Regions from separate parts of the Homo sapiens genome. Here region 1 is linked to region 2. Evidence: read pairs that join two places in POLR2A ChIA-PET (ENCODE). Cell type or tissue: B cell. All regions are shown on one strand. Links, peaks and the distances in the headings refer to the core of each region. The heading gives the core; the rest is flanking DNA.

Region 1 (9,052 bases), core at 642-8,641, 150 kb before region 2:
TATTTTTAAGACTATAACCACACATTGTGAAATAAGAATATTATTCTAATAATTTATAGGATACATTTCCTTCTTTAATTTTTGCCAAATGGCAATAGGATTAAAAGAATAGGTACTGATTATGATGGCTATGGTGACAGTTGTCAGACTGCTATTTCTTGCATGAAATAGGGTTCGTTACCTCCCTTAGTGGTGGATTATCGCCACAGTGTCTGCTCTGCCAGTTAAAAACTCAATTGGAAAGGAAGGATGTTGGGTGTAAAGAGGCAAGGGCCTCACAGACAGATTTAAGTGCTCTTCTTTGTTTGAATTAAAAGAAAATGTGGTTCTATGTTTTAATTAAAAGATAGCGTTTCAGAGGAATTTGCTTAGAGAACCCAGAAGTGCCTAATCTTGGTCAGCCAAGCTACCATTCTTGTATGCCTTGTCAAGTATGTGAAGGGGCATAGCATAAAAGGATAAAAAGCCAAGTGAGAGTCAAAATTCTGCTTAATTTTTAACAGACTAGCATAAGCTTCTCTGGGATCAACTGGCTATAATCTCATGATTTACGTTTAAAGTATAAGCAGTGCCTCCTGCTTTCCCACTAAGTTTGACTCCAGTTCTTGGGATTGTATCACCTAATTCCTGGCTGTAGTAACTCATACCAGTGGCCAGTATCCAGAGAAAAAGAGAAGGAAAAAAAGAACAATGGCCAGACCTGCTGAAATCTCATGATCTCACACTGCATGAATCTGCTTATTTAAAAGGGAGAAGCGACGTAACCAATGTAGAAGTTGACTAATAACATTAGCTCCACCTCTTCCCGTGAGAAAGAGCACCAGGAGAAGTGGGCAGAGATGGAGGCAAAGGAGTGAACTTCGTCAGAGCTCTTTTCCTCTTTCTACTTACTTGGTTTTGCTGTTACATTGTAAATGTATCTGGAATTTATCTTTTTTTGACCAAATATGCTAATACTGTGGTATTCTTGGAAGTTCTTTATGTTCCTCATTGATTATATGTTTATTTTTAATCTAATTTGTGGGCTAGACAGTGTCTTATATTCTGGTGTGCCTGATTTGAACACATTTATTAAGCATTTGTTATATATGCCCATGTATCTCTTTACCTAAAACAGCCACGTAAACATGTAAAGGGAAGAGTGTAACTGTAAAGTATTTCCCCAATAAATTCTTAAGATCAGGCTTTGGAGGAGGATTATTTTTCTGGAGAGTATTCATACTCCTATATTTTTATTAAAGACTTACTGTGGCTGGGCGTGGTGGCTCACGCCTGTAATCCCAGCACTTTGGGAGGCCAAGGTGGGCGGATCACAAGGTCAGGAGATCGAGACCATCCTGGCTAACACGGTGAAACCCCGTCTCTACTAAAAATACAAAAAATTAACCAGGCGTGGTGGCGGGCGCCTGTAGTCCCAGCTACTCGGGAGGCTGAGGCAGGAGAATGTCGTGATCTCAGGAGGCAGAGCTTGCAGTGAGCCGAGATCGTGCCACTGCACTCTAGCCTGGGCGACAGAGCGAGACTCCGTCTCAAAACAAACAAACAAACAAAAAAAAGGACTTACTGTATCTTTTTCCATAACATCATCCAGAAGACCAAAACATTTTGTAATAGTGTACATTTCATTTGTAAAGACTACACAATTACTGTGTATACCATTCTGACCATGAGCATTTGATAGCAAAAATACCTTTTTAATTTCCTGAAGTTCTGTCAAAATAGATGGGAAATCTGTTTCTGATTTTATCACATACAGTGCTTTTTAACTAATAGTAATTTCCATGTAAATTCCCTTTTTTTTAAAGATTGAGAGTCAAACTGACAAGCTGTGAAGTTCAGTGAAGGCTGTCATACTTTTTTTTTAGCCTCATTGTTCCTAAGAATTGCAATTTTACTATTTACTTATTTATTTATTTTCATTTGAGACAAGGTCTCACTCCTATCACTTAGGCTGGAGTGCAGTGGCACAATCGTGACTCACTGCAGCCTTAACTTCACAGGCTCAGGTAATTCTCCCAACTCAGCCTCCCAGGTAGCTGGGACTACAGACACCTGCCACTGCACTTGGCTAATTTTTGTATTTTTTTGTAGAGACAGGGTTTTGCCATGTTGCCCAGGCTGGTCTCAAACTCATGCACTCAAGTGATCCACCTGCCTTGGTCTTTCAAATTGTGGGATTACAGGTGTGAGCCACCACGCCCAGCCAAGAATAAGGATTGCAATTCTTAAGGAATATAGTAATATTTTATAATTAAATATTGTTTTCAACTGAAAATGTCATAAAGCATTTTACAGATTGTTTTCTAATTTTTACCCCCCAATAATTCAATTTCATTTTCTATGATATTTAATAATAAGGCACAGCAAGTATTATTTTCTAGTGCTTTTAAATAAAAAAATGAGGAACATACTGTCCAAATGAAACTTTGAGCAATAAATTGACACTCTGGCCTGGTTATGAAAATAATGTTTCTGAGTTACTTGCCATGTGTATTAGGGTTCTCTAGAGGGACAGAATTAATAATATATATATATATATGTGTGTATATATGTATGTGTGTGTGTGTGCGTGTGTGTGTGTGTGTATATATATATATATACACACACACATATATATGGAGTTTATTAAGGAGTATTAAACACACGATCACAAGGTTCCACAATAGGCCATCTGCAAACTGAGGAGCAAGGAAGCCAGTTTGAGTCCCAGTGCTGAAGAACTTGGAGTTGATGTTCGAGGGCAGGAAGCCTCCAGCACAGCAGAAAGACGTAGGCTGGGAGGCTAAGCCAGTCTAGCCTTTTCATGTTTTTCTGCCTGCTTTATATTCTAGCCACACTGGCAGCTGATTAGATGGTGCCCACCCGGCTTAAGGGTGGGTATGCCTTTCCCAGCCCACTGACTCAAATATTAATCTCCTTTGGCAACACCCTCACAGATACACCCAGGATCAATATTTTGCATCTTTCAATACAATCAAATTGACACTCAGTATTAACCCTCACGCTGTGGAACAAACTACCTCAAATTTAATGTCTTAAAACAATAGCCATGTAAATATCTCATGATTTTGTAGTTTGGGCCACTCTGTTGGTCTTGCATGCATGGCTCTCAATCAGCTGCCTACAGCTTATACATGGGTGGGCTGGAAAATCCAACAAAACCTTCCTTATGTGTCTGGGGCCTTGGTGCTGACTGTTGGCTATGGTGTCTTGGTTCTCCTCCACTTGGTCTCTCTCTCGGAGTGGTAATTTATCTTCCAGGGTCTCTCCACATGGCCTCTCTCTCCAGCAGGATAATATGGACTAACTGACAGCATTAGAGCTGGCTTTCTAGAGCTTTCCAAGAGAGAGAACGCATAAACTGCCAGGCTTAAAGGCTTTGTCTGTTACTGGCATAGTATCAGTTTGATCATATTCTGTGTTCAAAGCAAGATACAGGGTTAGCCCGGGGAGAGAGAAAGTTGACTCCACCCCTTCATGGGAAGAGTGGAATGTGCATACAGGGAGAAATGGGAATTTGTGGCAGCCATCTTTGCAGACTACCTAGCACAAATAGCTTGTTATGTAGTATTCCCTGATTTTTTCTGCTCTATTAATGCAATTAAATCTAATATTACCTGTTATTTGTTCAAATGACACTAGCTGATTTACTATATTTGATATTTAGAGCTACATGTTTGATTTTTAGTTGAATTAATATATCTTATTATTTTCCCTGCTATCTCTTTGCTACTTTATCTTTGAACTAGAGATATTATTGAATGTAAGACACTTTAATTTGACATTTGGGGAAAATTATAAAAAATATGAGCAGCAAAAAATGTTGAAAGTGAACGTAGGCATTTCTAAAATTTTAAGAATTTTTATGTAATATACATGAGAGATATTGGGATGTAGTTTTCTTGCATTGTTTTCCTCTCATTTTGGTATTGTCAAAAAATTGGGGTTCAGCCTGGGAGACCACATGGGTTCTTGGCTTCACACAAGAAGGAATTCAAGAGCAAACAACAGAATAAAGTGAAAGCAAGTTTATTAAGAAAGTAAAAGAATGAAAGGGTGGCTACTCCATAGGCAGAGCAGCCCTGATGGCTACTGGTTGGCTATTTTTGTGGTTATTTTTTAATCATATGCTAAACAAGGGGTGGATTACTCCTGAGTTTTCTGGTGAAGGGGCAGGGAATTCCCAGAACTGACAGTTTCCCCCGTTTTCAGACCATACAGGGTAACTTCCCGATATGTCATGGCATTTGTAAACTGTCATGGCACTGATGGGAGGTTCCTTTGGCATGATAATATATTATAATGAATGTATAATGAGCAGTGGGGACAACCGGAGGTCACTTTCATCACCATCTTGGTTTTGGTGGGTTTTGACTGGCTTCTTTACTGTATCCTGTTTTACCAGCAGGGTCTTTGTGACCTGCATCTTGTGAAAGGAGACCTGCCAAACTCCTATCTCAGTATCAGGATGATGCTTGTCTCAGAATGAATGAGAAGTATTCCTCATTTTAATTTTCAGAAAGAATTTGTATAAAATTGGTGTCATTTCTTGTTTAAATGTCTGTAGAATTCACCAGTGAAACCATCTGGGCCTGGAGTTTTCTTTGATGAAAGGTATTTAACCACAGACTCAATTTTTCTTAATAAATATGGGGTTATCAAGTTATCTGTTTCTTTCAAAGAAAGAGCTTTCAAAGCTTGAGACTTTCAAGCAATTTGTTCATTTCATCAAAGGTGTCAATTTTATTGTCAAAATGCCATTTATAATAGTCTCTTACGTTTCTTTTAATATCTGTAGAATCTGTAGTGATGCCACCTCTGTCATTCCTGATATTGGTAATTTGTGTCTTCTCTATTTTTCTGACCAACCTGGCCAGAGGCTTATCAATTTTTATTGATCTTTTAGAACTAGCTTTTGGTTTCACTGATTTTTTCTCTACTCTTTTTCTTTCTTTTAAAAATTTAATTGATTTCTGCTCTGATCTGTATCATTTTCTTCTAACTCTTTTGGGTTAACTTGCTTTTTTTTTAAGTTTGTTAAGGTGGAAACTGAAACAATTGATTTGAAATATTTCTCACGTTTACTTTAGATAAATGATAAACAGAAAAAAAAAGTTATAAAAGGCACTAAAATTTTCAGTGACTTGTAATTTCAAGATAAAACCCAAATACTTATTTGATATTTATAAACCTCTAAACTGAGTTTAAATTTATGTAAACTGATCATATACAATTACCTTCTCTTCTCTTCAAAAACCTATTAATATGAAAGTAAAGGAATTTCAAAAGGAGGCAAGTCCACAAAAATGAAAAGCTGGGTCGGGGAGGGGCATTAGGGCACAAATGCCTTCAAAAGTTTGGAAGTTTCTGGAAGAATGTTGATAGAGCAGAGCAGGAAAAGAGTACATAGAGGGGACTGTAGAGAACAAGTGGCACGTGTGACTGGCAAAATCCTCAGGATTACCTGACTTAAGAAAGAGAAGTGAAACTGAAAACAGGCACATTAATTAAAGATATTCTTCTTAGAGCTCCCTTCCTTGCTGTTCTGAATTGCATAAAGTACTCTCTCAGGAATAACAACTGCTTTCTTTGATTTATTTTAACTGAAGTATACGAGGTTCTCGACATTTCTTATAAATATATCCTATATCTCTCTCTTTCTTGGATTTTATCTTTATTTTGCTAGAGTAAATTCTCAGATAGCTCCTTCCAAAGCACTGCTTTTTTAGGCATATTTGGAAATGTTTGTGTGGAACATTTTTGATTATCACATTTTCTGGGGGTAGCAGCACTACTAAATCCTTGAAAACTTGAGTCCTTAAAAATGAGTGAAAATAATTTTTTTCCTCCTTTGCCCTTTTACACAACTGATAATTTCGCTGAGGAATTCTAGGTTCAAAATCATTTTCTCCAACATCTGAGAACTGCTTAAATTATTTTCAGCATCCATGGTTGCTAATGAGACAGCCAATGCCAGTCTGATTCTTTTTCATTTAAATGTGCTTATAAATTGGTAAAATTTGGTTTTGAGTGGATATTGCAAACACATATATATATGCTAACAAATAAATTGCATCAAATACTTCATATTATATTTTTTAATTTGTATTTTTCAGACAATGAATGATTTTGACTATTTGAAACTACTAGGTAAAGGCACTTTTGGGAAAGTTATTTTGGTTCGAGAGAAGGCAAGTGGAAAATACTATGCTATGAAGATTCTGAAGAAAGAAGTCATTATTGCAAAGGTAACTGATTTATTAAAGTTGATTACTAAATTTTTGTTTGCAGTGTGCATGTGTTTGTGGGCTCATGAATTTACATGCTAATGTATGCAAATTCCATTAAACAACCAAAATATGGTTGTAGACTACTGCTACAGTAATTTTTGTGTATTAATATTTGTAATTTTTAAAGTTTTCAGACATTCATAATATTTGTATATTATATACTAAAGCTATTCTCTTAAGGAAATAGAAATGTTTATGTTTGCATGTTTGGGAGAATGTTTTGTGATCTATATCATAATTATACTAGGATTGCTTTTTAATAATTTCTCCTATCGTTCTGAATTTCTTATTAAGATTGACTAGTGTAGATGATTTTTACTCATAAATTCTAAAGCTTATATAACATTGAATGGAAAAACATCCTAAATAGATTTGAAAATACTAGAATGGTGAAATTAAAATAAATTATTTTAGGAAGACTTACTTCCCACCCCCATACCTTTATTCAGCTTAGACCTTTTTAAATAAATAACATGTTAATGATGTCAGTTCTCACTCAGAGTTCTGAACAAAATCCCAATTCCCTCAGGAGATACACTTTACAAATTGGTCCATGCTTTAAGTCTTACTTAATTCAACAAATGACATAAATTACTGTTATACTTTATGGACTACTTCAACTTCCAGTTATTTGCTACTATAGTTTCCTCATCTGGAGTGTATTGCCCCTTACACTTTGTGAAACTTTGTTTCCCTGTCTTTGTACATTTGTTTTGACCTCAACTCCTTTACAAGTCAATGCCCCTATTGGAAAGAACATTGGCTTTGGAATCATACACACCTAGGTTCACTACTCACCTAATAGTCTTTAACAACCAGTACTTTTTAAAGCAGTACTTTGGGGAAGTACTGGTCTCTTAGGGGCATTTGGAAATGTTTATGGGGGGCACATATTTGCTTATCACAGTAACTGAGGAGGAGGGGTACTTCTGACAGTTACCAGGTAGAAGCCGAATGTGCTCAATATCTTGCAGTGTGTTGGGCAACCAATCAGAGCCTTAGTTTTTTTCATTTAAATTGGTATAATAAAACCTCTGGACAGGAATATTTTGAGGATTGGGATATGTAAGGTATTTAGCATCCTAGCTGGCACTTATTATTAATTAAGCTGATATTTTCTGGGAGGTAGTATAATGTCAGGTAGGTTTTGCTGCTTAGTAAGTGATCCAACTTTTTATGCCTTTATTTTCTTATCTACAGAGTGGGGCTAATAGTAGTACCTGCCTCATATGGTTATTTTCAGGGTTAAATGAATAGATAAATATAATAGTACATGCCATCAGTATTAAATAAACTTAACAAATTAAATTACAAATCAAATGAAATTAAAATATGCTATTGTTATAAATATTTGCTATAATTATTATTACTATTATTACTACCTACTGTGTATTATTACTACCTACTGTGTATCAAGCATCAGTAAATATCTATTCCATTCTGTTTTTTCTTTTATATATTAGCCTCACTTGTATCCCATTATTTAATTTCTGTTCATCAGACTGGGGAATATCCTATTAGACACTGTCTTATCTCACTACTTACACTTTTCTGAGTAACTGTACAGAACTACGTATATTTCACAAATGATAGACTATTCTGATTGAAGTAGTGCCTTGCTGCTTTCTCCCAACAAATCTATTTATCGTTTCTTGAAAGAAAATATGCTCATTTATAGCAAGATGATTAACACTATGAAGATTTGGAGTGTGACAAGACCTGGGGTTTGGTTCCTGCTGTGCCCTTCTCAGAGCAACATATCAGGGAAGAAATGATTTTGATATCTTTTTACTGGTGATGTTAATTTTGATTGCTTGACTACAGTGGTGTCTACTGTGTTTCTTCACTTTAAAGTTGCTATTTTTTCCATTCATAAGTAATCAGTATCTTAGAGGAAATACTCTGGGACTATATAAATAACCTATTTTTTCTTAAACTTTTAGGTACTAATTTTAACACCCATATCAGTGGATTTTGCCCATAATAATTATTACTGTTGTGTTCTAATGGTGATTTTCTATTTCCCTCATTCCTTATACATTTATTCTTAGTTAAGCTAAGGGTTTATCAATTTTGTTAATCTTTTCAAAGAACCAACTTTTGGCTTTGTTGACTTTTCTTTGTTTTATCTGTCTTTGCTTTAATCTTTATTTTTTTTTCCTACTGCTTGCTTTGGGTTAATTTATTTTTTTCCTAGTTCCTTAAGTTATAAAGTTAGATTGTTGATTTGCAATCTCTCTTATTTAGTATAAGCATTTATGGCTTTAAATTTCTCCCTTAGCACTGTTTTTGTGGCATCCCATAAATTTTAGTCTGTCGTATTTTTGTTTTCATTCATCTCAAAGTATTTCTAATTTCCTTTGTCATTGATTGTGTCTGTTGTTTAATTTCTACAAATTTGGGAATTTTCTTGTTTTCTTTATATTCTAACTTCATGTTGTAGTTGGAGAAGATACTTTGTATTTGTCTTTTAAAGTTTATTGAGACTTTATTTGTAATCCAACATATGATCTATCCTGGAGAACGTCCCCTATGCACTTGAAAAGACTGTAGATTCTGTTGTTAGGTAGAGTATTTTGTGTATATTTAATAGAGCATTTTGTGTATATGTCTTAGATTTAGTTGCTTTATTGAGTTGTCGAAGTCTTCCGTTGCCTTACTTCTTTCTTTCTGGTTGTTGTATTCATCATTGAGAGTGTAGGGTATTGAAATCTCCAACTATTATTGTAAAATGGTCATTGCTTTCTGCAGTTCTTTCAATT
Region 2 (9,052 bases), core at 506-8,505:
CTCCCAGTAGCCCGTGAAGCCAGGCGTGCACCATGCCCACTGTGCAGAGGAGAAACTGAGGCTGGAAAAAGGCTTAAGTTACTTGTCCGAAGCGGGGGCAGGGGATTCAGCACAGTGACACAACCTGGAATAATTCTCTGTTCTTTCCAGCTCCAAACACTTCAGAGGTTTTCAAAATGTAGTGTCGTCCAGAATCATCCCAACAGCTTGGCAAAATTCAGGTTCCAGGGCCCTGCCATGGAGCGTGCCAGGTGAGGCCTCGCCTCCTAGATTAGCTGTGGCAGTGCGGCTGTGGCTCGGACTTTGAGCGGCCCGCTCCCCCACAGTCCCTGGGAGCAGTCTCAGAAGCATGGGGACAGTAGAGGCATTTCCACCTCCAGGCCTTAGCTCCGTGGCGCCTGGGTGTGCTCATTTACTGTCTGTGAACACATGTTTGGCAGAGGGATTTTGGACCGAGTGGGAAAAGTCAGTACTTACAGGTTCCTTGAGCACAGGGTCATTTTGTGAGGAGAATGAGACTCCTCTTCGTTTTCATTTCCAGATGCATTTTTCATATTAATCATTCCAAGCACTTACTGCCTGAAGTCCCCAGGGCACTCACAGAGCACCTGGGTGCAATCCTAATTAAAGGCGGAGGCCTTGGTCAGCCCACGGACCACCTCATTATCCTAACAAACTGCTTGACGGGGCAAAATGCACAGCCTCTCTGACAGGAAGAGAAGCGATTTAGCAAACGAGGTTTCATACTGTGTTCCAAATTCACCGGGACACTTTCCTTCCTCCCTTTTCCCTGCTGGTGGCCCCGGATCTAACCTGAATGGGGAAAGCCTGGGCTGTGGAGTCAGGCTTAGCCTCCGTTTGCGGTGTCCCTACTTGCCAGCTGTAATGCTTGTCTGGGCCTTAGTTTCCCTATCTAAACCATGAAGACAATAAAGTCAGCATCGCCTGCTTGTTCAAGGGTAAAGGGAATTAATGCATGTTCTGTGTGTAACACTGCCGGGTGCTCTGCAAGCACTCCAGATATTAGCCCAGTAATCAGTCAGCTAATTTAGGATGAGATGCCTGCCTTCCATTCAAGACGACTTTGCTAATTGGGAACACCTCTTTCCTCAACCAATTCAAACCATACACGACCTTCAGAGGCAGCTCAAGGCCACCATCCTCCAAAAAGCCTGTTCTGCCGCCCACGGCCGTCCTCCCGCTTCTCCCTGCTCTCGCACCCTCCGCAGCCTGCACGGCGCAACTTGGCACTCGGTGTGGTTCGTTGATTCGCGGGCCGGGGTCTGTTCACCTGCACGGACTTTAACTCCCTCACCAGGACGGGCCCATGGCTCCGCTTCTCTGGGTCCTGCACTGTGCCCAGCACAGTCTTCGGGACCTCCCTCCCAGCTTACTGCTAACCGATGTGATCCGTGAGAAAGCCGGCCTGTTGAGGTGCATAAAAGATCCACCTGTAGACGCCCGCCCAAGGACTCCCACCTGCGCCGCGTTCTGCACAGTACCTGGGTCCGCAGCCGGTCCACCTCTTCCGACAGGCTCTGCCTCTCCAGGAGAAGCTGGTTCTGCTTGCTGAGGAGCTGCACCAGCTGCTGGGCTGTGGCCTGGCTGTGCTTATCCAGCTGCCTTAGCCTGGAGAAAAATCCACCGCAGAATTAAAGAGGGATAACGTCAGCCTTTCAACAGGCCCAGGGGCTGTGTGTATCTGAGGGAAGCCCCTGATAGGGAACCATGAGCAGGACGCCTAGGGTGACCCTGAGGTGCCAGGCTCTGGCTGGCACTAGGTCCTTGGTACGCACTGTGTGAAGGTAACATTCTAGCAAATGTGCGTGGGAACTGGGAGCCATCTCAGTACACTATCAATTAGAAAACACGCAGATAAGTGGGGTAAGTAGAAGGAAAAGGAAGCTTTGAACTCCCAAGCAGAGGTCAAAGATGAGGGGCCTAAATGCCGCCATTGTTCAGCTGGAAAGGTCTCTGGCAGGCTGAGCAGACGGCCGCCCCGGCTGGGGAAGTGGGTGAGGGCCGTGGAAACACTGAAGTAAGGGTTTTCCATTATTAATCACTCAGTCAATCACGAGCTCCGGCATCGCTGACCAGATGTCTTTAAAGATCCTAAATTTGTCATTCTGCTGATGGGCGCTCCTCTCCAGACTTGCTAATTCACTCAGACCATTATCCTCATCTGTCCACAGTCGGCTTCCTACAGCCAGCAGCACAGTCACCCATGGAACTGTTGGCTTTGGATTAAATGTGGAATTGAACGACTACCCAGAAGTGTTCTGGAAAGAAGCGAGATGTGTGGCCTGCCTCACCGTCCTCACCCATCAAAAGCACCAGCAGGCACGTTAACTCGAATTCTCACAAGGAAAAGGCCATTAAAGCTCAAGGTGCATTTCAAACTCCAGGCTACTGAGCCGAAGGCCTCGTGGGCCGTTCTGCGGACACCGGCCTCTGGCTGCCCTCAGTCCGGGCTCTCCTGGGACTCCGGGCACAACTAAACTTACACGGCCACACGTTTGGGCCTTCGGGTTGGGATAGGTTCCTTTACAAAAAAGGCCGCACATGTGGGCACAGGTACCACTGCCCTCTGGGAAACCCGGCGATGGTCGGTACCTGCCTCCGGCGCTGCTCGGCCCACACCCTCCCATTTCCCCACGGCTCCCCCGGCCCTGCCCCATCGCCCTGCTCAGCCTCCGATGGATTTGGCTAGAGTCTTTGGTCCAGGGGCCCGAGCCCCCAGCCCTGACCCTTCCCCAGAACGCACCATGACTCCCTGTTTTCAGCCACACCCAGCGTTGTCCGGGTCTGCGGGGCGCCCTACCTGTGCCGGGGGAGGCGGGAGCAGCAGCCTAGGACCCCGCCCAGGCAGAGCCGGCACTACGCATGCTCCCAGGAAGCCCCGCCTCCCCGGGCTTGGCACCTCCGACTGCCACGCCCACAATTCCGCACCACCGCCCCCCTTGCCTGTCCCGACAAGGGCCTCCTGCTGCCCGCAGGTTCTGGAGAAAGTGTAAGGACTAAGGGACGCCCTGGCGCCTCTTTGGAGCCTGGGCAACAGCCAGGCCCTGCCCTGCCTCCAGGATCAGGCTGGCCTCAACAGAACAGCAAAGATCCTCCATCCAAGTAGGAGTGTTTCCCTGTGTGTGTGATGTATATATATGGTGATGCTCCAACACCCCACCTCATCCTTCCCTCTGATCTTGGAGGAAAAGTAGGTTTCCTTCTGGCAATACCTAAGGCCATCGCTGCTCTGGGAAGCCTCATCGGCCCCTACCCGTCCCCATCACGCTGGGGCTGAGGCAGCCTTTCCTGGGAGCTACCCTCAAAGCCACCCAGTGGATCACAGAAGCTCTCCTGCAAGGCCCCAGGGGGGGGCCCGGGCTGTCCTGAACAGTGAGCGGCCGGGAGAGAGGAGGACGTCCCGGGCCAGCGGACTGGGGAACCTGCCTAGGCCGACCCTCTGACACAGGCAGGCGGCCACCATTCATCTGAGCACCTGCCCTGCTGTGGGGCCCAGGAGTGGGTCCCATTGAAGAGACAGAGATGGTAACAGCTCTTTTCCTTGAGAAGCAGACAATCTGATGCTTCCGTATTTAAATTAGTGGGTGGAAAGCATCATTCGCCCTTGAGCTCTGGAACCCTAAGGTGGCTTTTCCCCTCCGATGAAGGCCTACCTGTGGAGAGAGCTACTGGCTAAGAGCAACTGAGGTAGCCCCGTGGCTTCCTGCTTGCTCGAAAAGAATGGAACAGAAACGTGACAAATGACATCATGACATTGCTGCATGGCAAGAAGGTGCCAGGAAACGTGACAAGTGACACCATGACATGGCTGCATGGCAAGAAGGTGCCACGAGCAGCCATTGTCCATGTGGTCCCTTGCCCTGTGCTTGGATCAAATGAGATGATGGTCCTTTGGACCGATGGGCTCAGTATGTGGTTTTGAACTCCTGAAAAGGGATGGCAGCCCATCCAGGGCAATGGGCAGGGCCAAAGCCGCTCTCACAGCATAAACACCGGTCACGGCCGGCCACCCTGGCTCCACCTTCAGCGATGGGGCCGGTTCTGGCCTAGACCTTCCTCCTATGGAGCCCTCAGAACCTGGAGGAGGTTTAGTCCAGAGTGCTTTGCAACCTGGGGGCCTGGGAAGGCTATAGCGATTACTGGGGTGGGAAGGAGGAAGGAGACACCACCCAGACCCCGCTGAATCAAGTGCCTGGGTGTGAGCCCCACAAGACAGCAGGGGACCAGCTGACCAGGATGTCCACACACAGAAGCACCCCTGCTGTGAGAAGTGAGATCCCTAAGAAGGGGCAGCTCTCCCTTCACAGCTAAGAGCTGAGGATGGATTCCAATTGACTCAATTTTTAAATCAACTTGAACACTCCCAGTATTACAAATATTGGGAAAAGAGATTTTTTTTTTTTTTTTTTTTTTTTTTTTGGAGGCAGAGTTTTGCTCTTGTTGCCCAGGCTGGAGTACAATGGTGCGATCTCGGCTCACCGCAACCTCCGCCTCCGGGTTCAAACAATTCTCCTGTCTCAGCCTCCCGAGTAGAGTAGCTGGAATTACAGGCATGTGCCACAACGGCGGCTAATTTTGTATTTTTAGTAGAGACGGGGTTTCTCCATGTTGGTCAGGCTGGTCTCAAACTCCTGACCTCAAGTGATCCACTCGCCTCAGCCTCCCAAAGTGCTGGGATTACAGGCGTGAGCCACCACGCCCGGCCCGAGATTGATTTTTTTTTTTTTCTTGATACGAAGTCTTGCTTTGTTGCCCAGGCTAGGGTGCAGCGGTGCTATGTCAGCTCACTGCAACCTCCGCCTCCTGGGTTCAAGCGATTCTCCTGCCGTAGCTGGGATTATAGGCTCCTGCCACCGTGCCCAGCTAATTTTTATATTTTTCGTAGAGACAGGGTTTCACCATCTTGGCCAGGCTTGTCTTGAACTCCTGACCTCATGATTCACCCACCTCAGCCTCCCAAAGTGCTGGGATTACAGGCATGAGCCACCGCGCCTGGCTGAGATTTTTTGAAAGTTATTTATTTTTGGAAAAGCCTCCAACCCTGCACAAACCAGCCTACCCTCTGTTAATGGCTATTTCATTGCCATCATTCATTCAGAAGAGATTTCTTGGGGTGTCCTAGACACATAAGCTCTCTTTTCTTTTCCATGGTGGTTACTGCTCTGTCATATTTGTGGTGTTGAGTTCACCTCTTCATCCACCCACAGTTTCAAATAGCACTGTTGATGACTGCTAACACCTTGAGCCCCTGGGCTCACTGCGCCACAATTACCTATGTAAATTTCATTAATAAACTACCTGTTAAATTCAATAATTATCTTAATTAAAAGTTCACTATAGTCCTAGGAGGTACATGCTAGTATCATCCCCATTTCACAGATGAGAAAACAAGCTGAGATGTTAATTAACTTGCACAAAGTCACACAAGTAATCGGTAAAGCTCGGAGTCAAATCGAGCCAGCGCCCAAGTGTCCTTAACCATCGTTAATGGTGGTTAACTCACTGAGTTAATTCACCAAACGAACCAAGCCTTGCTAAACACCTCTCTTCTTCTGCTTCTTCTTCTTTTTTTTTTTTTGAGATGGAGTCTTGCTCTGTTGCCCAGGCTGGAGTGCAGTGGCATAATCTTGGCTCACTGCAACCTCTGCCTCCTGGGTTCAAGAAATTCTCCTGCCTCAGCCTCCCAGGTAGCTGGGACTATAGGCGCGCACCACCACACCTGTCTAATTTTTGTATTTTTAGTAGAGATGGGGTTTCACGATGTTGGCCAGGCTGGTCTCTAACTCCTGACCTCGTGATCTGCCCGCCTTGGCCTCCCAAAGTGCTGGGATTACAGGCGTGAGCCACCGCGCCCGGCCAACACCTCTTAAGGGTCAAGTACTGATTTAAGACCTGGGGGTCCATCAAGAATGACAAATGCTCCCGGCTCTCGGGCGGTTCCCGGCCAATGGAGGAGAGACTCACTTGTAAAAAAAACATGCTCAACTCAAACAGGACACTGAGGCATGAAGAGAAATGGCCAATATTGCAGATGAGAAGCCTGGGAGGGCTTGCGCCTGCTTAGACATGGCTCATGATCGTCGTATGCTGAGCACTTTTATGTCGGGCACTAGACTTACTGTTTATTTAGCACTCACAATTCCATGAGGCAGGAACTAATTATTATGCCACTTTAAGGTTAAGGAAACTGAGGCACAGACAACATGAATCATTGATTCAAAGTCACTCAGCGGGCAAGCTGGGATGGGAAAGGATGAGTGGGTGCTTTTCTGGCCAGGGCCAGGGGCGGGGCCTTCCCACTTCGGGGCCGCACTGCAAAGGCCAATGCGTGTCTGGAAACTGCAAGCTGTGCAGTGTGGCTGCACCAGAGGCTGCAGGCTGCTCAGAGGAAGGCGACGCTGGACTCTGTAGCCAAACCAGCAAATATGGACTTCGTCCTGCAGGCAATGGCAGTGCCATTTAACAGACAGAGGATGGCAGGAGGGATCGGCCTGGCGTAGAAGAGACGTTCTGGGGTCAGGGCGAGTCCGAGGTACCTGTGGAACACGCACCCACCAGGCAGCTATGCAACTTGGGGCTTAGGAAGGGCCGAGCTGGAGCTCTAGCTGGGTGGGCCAAACCTGCTGGGAGGCGAGACCATGAACGTGGGGGCAAGATTTGCCTGGGAAGGGTTGGCAAAGATTGTCAGTGTGGGGAGTTTGTTAAAAATGCAGCTCTCCGGGCCCGCACGACCCCCCTAGCTGAGAAGCTCTTCTGCAGTGAGAGGGAAGGGCTCGCCCCAGGATAGGGGTTAAGGAACCTCCGCCTTCAATGGCTGGCAGTGGACTGGAATCCGGCAAGACACTGAGAGTGGGATCCTGGAGGGAGGAAAACTGGGAGACGGAGGTCCAGGGAGGAGAGGGGTCAGGGCGGAGTGGCCGGTTTGTGGGAAATGCCACCTGGTGGCGGAGCGCCCTGCGGAGCCTCCTGGCTGGGGCAGAAGCCAGATTTCAGGGGCTGGAAGAGAAAGCCTCTTCTGGTGAGGGGCTGGGCTGGCGGGGAGGTCGCGAGACGGGGTGCGGAGGGTGGGAGCCACCGAAGCCGCTGGGGAGGAGGCACTGGAGGAGAGAGGGGCAATCTTCACGGCAGAGGACGGCGGACTTCCCAAGGGAGGAGGGCGCCTTAGGCAGAAGACTGAGACCCTCCCCCCGAGGCAAGAGTGGAGGCGGGAGCAGGGGCGGGTCGCGGAGGGCGCTCGTGCTCAGCAGCCTCCAGGATCCCCCACGTAGAGGGCACCGCTGTTTGCGAGAAAGGCGACGAGGCAGCGGGGTGGCGGCGGGGACGCTGCTGCGGGGACGAGGGCGCCGGCGGGAGGCAGGGACACGCCGCCCAGCCCAGGGGGCGCGCTCCGAGGAAGACCCGGGCGCCCGCCGCCTCCTCCCCGGGCTCCGCAGCCGCCGCCCCGTGCCCTCCACCTGCGACCTTCACCCCCCTCACCGTCGCCACGGGCCTGGAAACCTCTTCCAGCGTCCGTTTCAGGGCGACTGTCGTTTTGAGAGAGTGCAATTTCTTGTTCTGTGTGTCTTGTTTTTAGCCTTTTCTTCTAGGAGGCATTAAGTCATGAACGGGGCGAGGGGGTTTGCCATCATGGGGCCCGCGGAGTCTGTTTAGGCAGCAGCCCCCGCTGCAAGAAGCCCCCCACAGCCTGCGAACCACACACGCCCTCCATGCGGCAGGAAACACAGAATCGTCCGATTTCAGAGCTCAACCCCTAATTCAGACCCTTCTTTCCCGCGCCTTTATCTCATCTTTGCAACAGGCAGGGATTGCATCCAGGGCCCCCAGGATGTGGTTGCTATCTTCACTGTGCTGTCATGGAGCCCTGGGAGCTGTGGCCAGGCCCCATCAGGGGCAGGAAGCCAGTCCTCCTCCCAGGAAGCCCCTGTGCTCCCCGGCCCTCACAGCACAGCGTAGGGTCCGCGGGTCCATGAGGAAGGACACTTGAGGGAGCCTGCACCCAGGCTGGTGCGGCCGTCCTAATCTCAGGCACAGGGTCCATGTCCTTCAGGATCTGCAGATGAACAACTGCCACCCCTGCCTGGGTAGGACTGGGGACCCTGAGGGAGAAAAGCAGCTGCCCCATGCAGGGGTAGAATGGGCAGCACGGGCTCCCCTTCCACGCAAGGGCATCCCAGGAATTTCAGGCGTGTCAGGGGCAGCAGTTACCATGGGAACAAACACGCCCGGGTTTCTAAAGGCAGATGCTGATGAAATCACAGGGGACTCATAAGAGTGCTGGGCCCAGGCAGATCTCCATTGGTCCAACAGCGATCCTCTGAGCCACACCCTGCAAGCATGATCAGAACCAGCATTTAAAAAAATATGCAAGGCTTCAAGATAAGATGGAGCAAGTGGTGAAATACAAAACAACTTTATAGAGCTGAGTGGGCTGGGGAAAATATCTTATGCAAAACAGAAGCGGTGCAAGCTGCCAGCTCTGGTCCTATGCTTCAGACACTCATTTGCTATGAATACTGTGAAAGCAAGTGAATACATAGATTTAAATTTTTTTATGTTGTATGTGATACATACAAAATATATGCAATGTATACATAAGTCATGAGGTATAATAACCAAATGAACACTTGTGAACCTAGCACCAGCTCCACAGGGCCACTACCAATGGATTTCTTCTCCAGGCCAGCCCCTTCCTTCCCCAGAGGGGGCCTATATCCTTATGCGTGTATGTTTTTCAATGAGAGTTTTTTGCTTCACTGGACAATTCCCCCTGGGAGCTACCTACGGACTACAGTGGAAGGTTTTAGTTGTTGTTTTGGGGTTTTGTTTTGGGTTTGGTTTTGGTGGTAGTGGTAAAATCCTTTGTTCTGAAATGTTTTCAGACCAGAGCCTCCTCCCTGTGGTCACTCTGACTACAGCTAAGATTGTCCTTCCTCTTAGATAAGTGTTCTCAAAGTGCTTAGACTCACTATTTCCCTGGGAGCGGCGTCTTCCTCATGGAAATGAAGAACATTTTTCAAACAACATATGGATT

The links. Peaks named below come from ENCODE experiments on the same cell type or tissue, not always from the same donor. Only the 100,000 strongest peaks of a DNase experiment are listed, where the experiment ranks them.
Region 1: POLR2A ChIA-PET joins it to region 2 with 11 read pairs; 2 of 35 experiments call an interaction of 5 or more read pairs at or near these places.

What each region holds. Positions count from the first base shown.
Region 1 is chr1:243,634,807-243,643,858 of GRCh38, reverse strand. It overlaps AKT3 (AKT serine/threonine kinase 3), which reads left to right. Exons shown (of 14, transcript NM_005465.7): 6 at 6,117-6,248. Among named protein-coding and RNA genes, the nearest start is that of AKT3-IT1, 160 kb to the left of the region's middle. In B cell, for the core only: no CTCF peak of the experiment used is centred there; a DNase peak (open chromatin) is centred at 5,458.
Region 2 is chr1:243,481,591-243,490,642 of GRCh38, reverse strand. It overlaps SDCCAG8 (SHH signaling and ciliogenesis regulator SDCCAG8), which reads right to left. Exons shown (of 18, transcript NM_006642.5): 17 at 1,503-1,629. It also overlaps a transcript of AKT3 not described here. Among named protein-coding and RNA genes, the nearest start is that of MIR4677, 140 kb to the right of the region's middle. RefSeq lists enhancers at 1-280, 281-804, 5,994-6,552, 7,875-8,490. In B cell, for the core only: no CTCF peak of the experiment used is centred there; a DNase peak (open chromatin) is centred at 7,384; H3K4me3 peaks cover 1,506 bases; H3K27ac peaks cover 437 bases; H3K27me3 peaks cover 965 bases.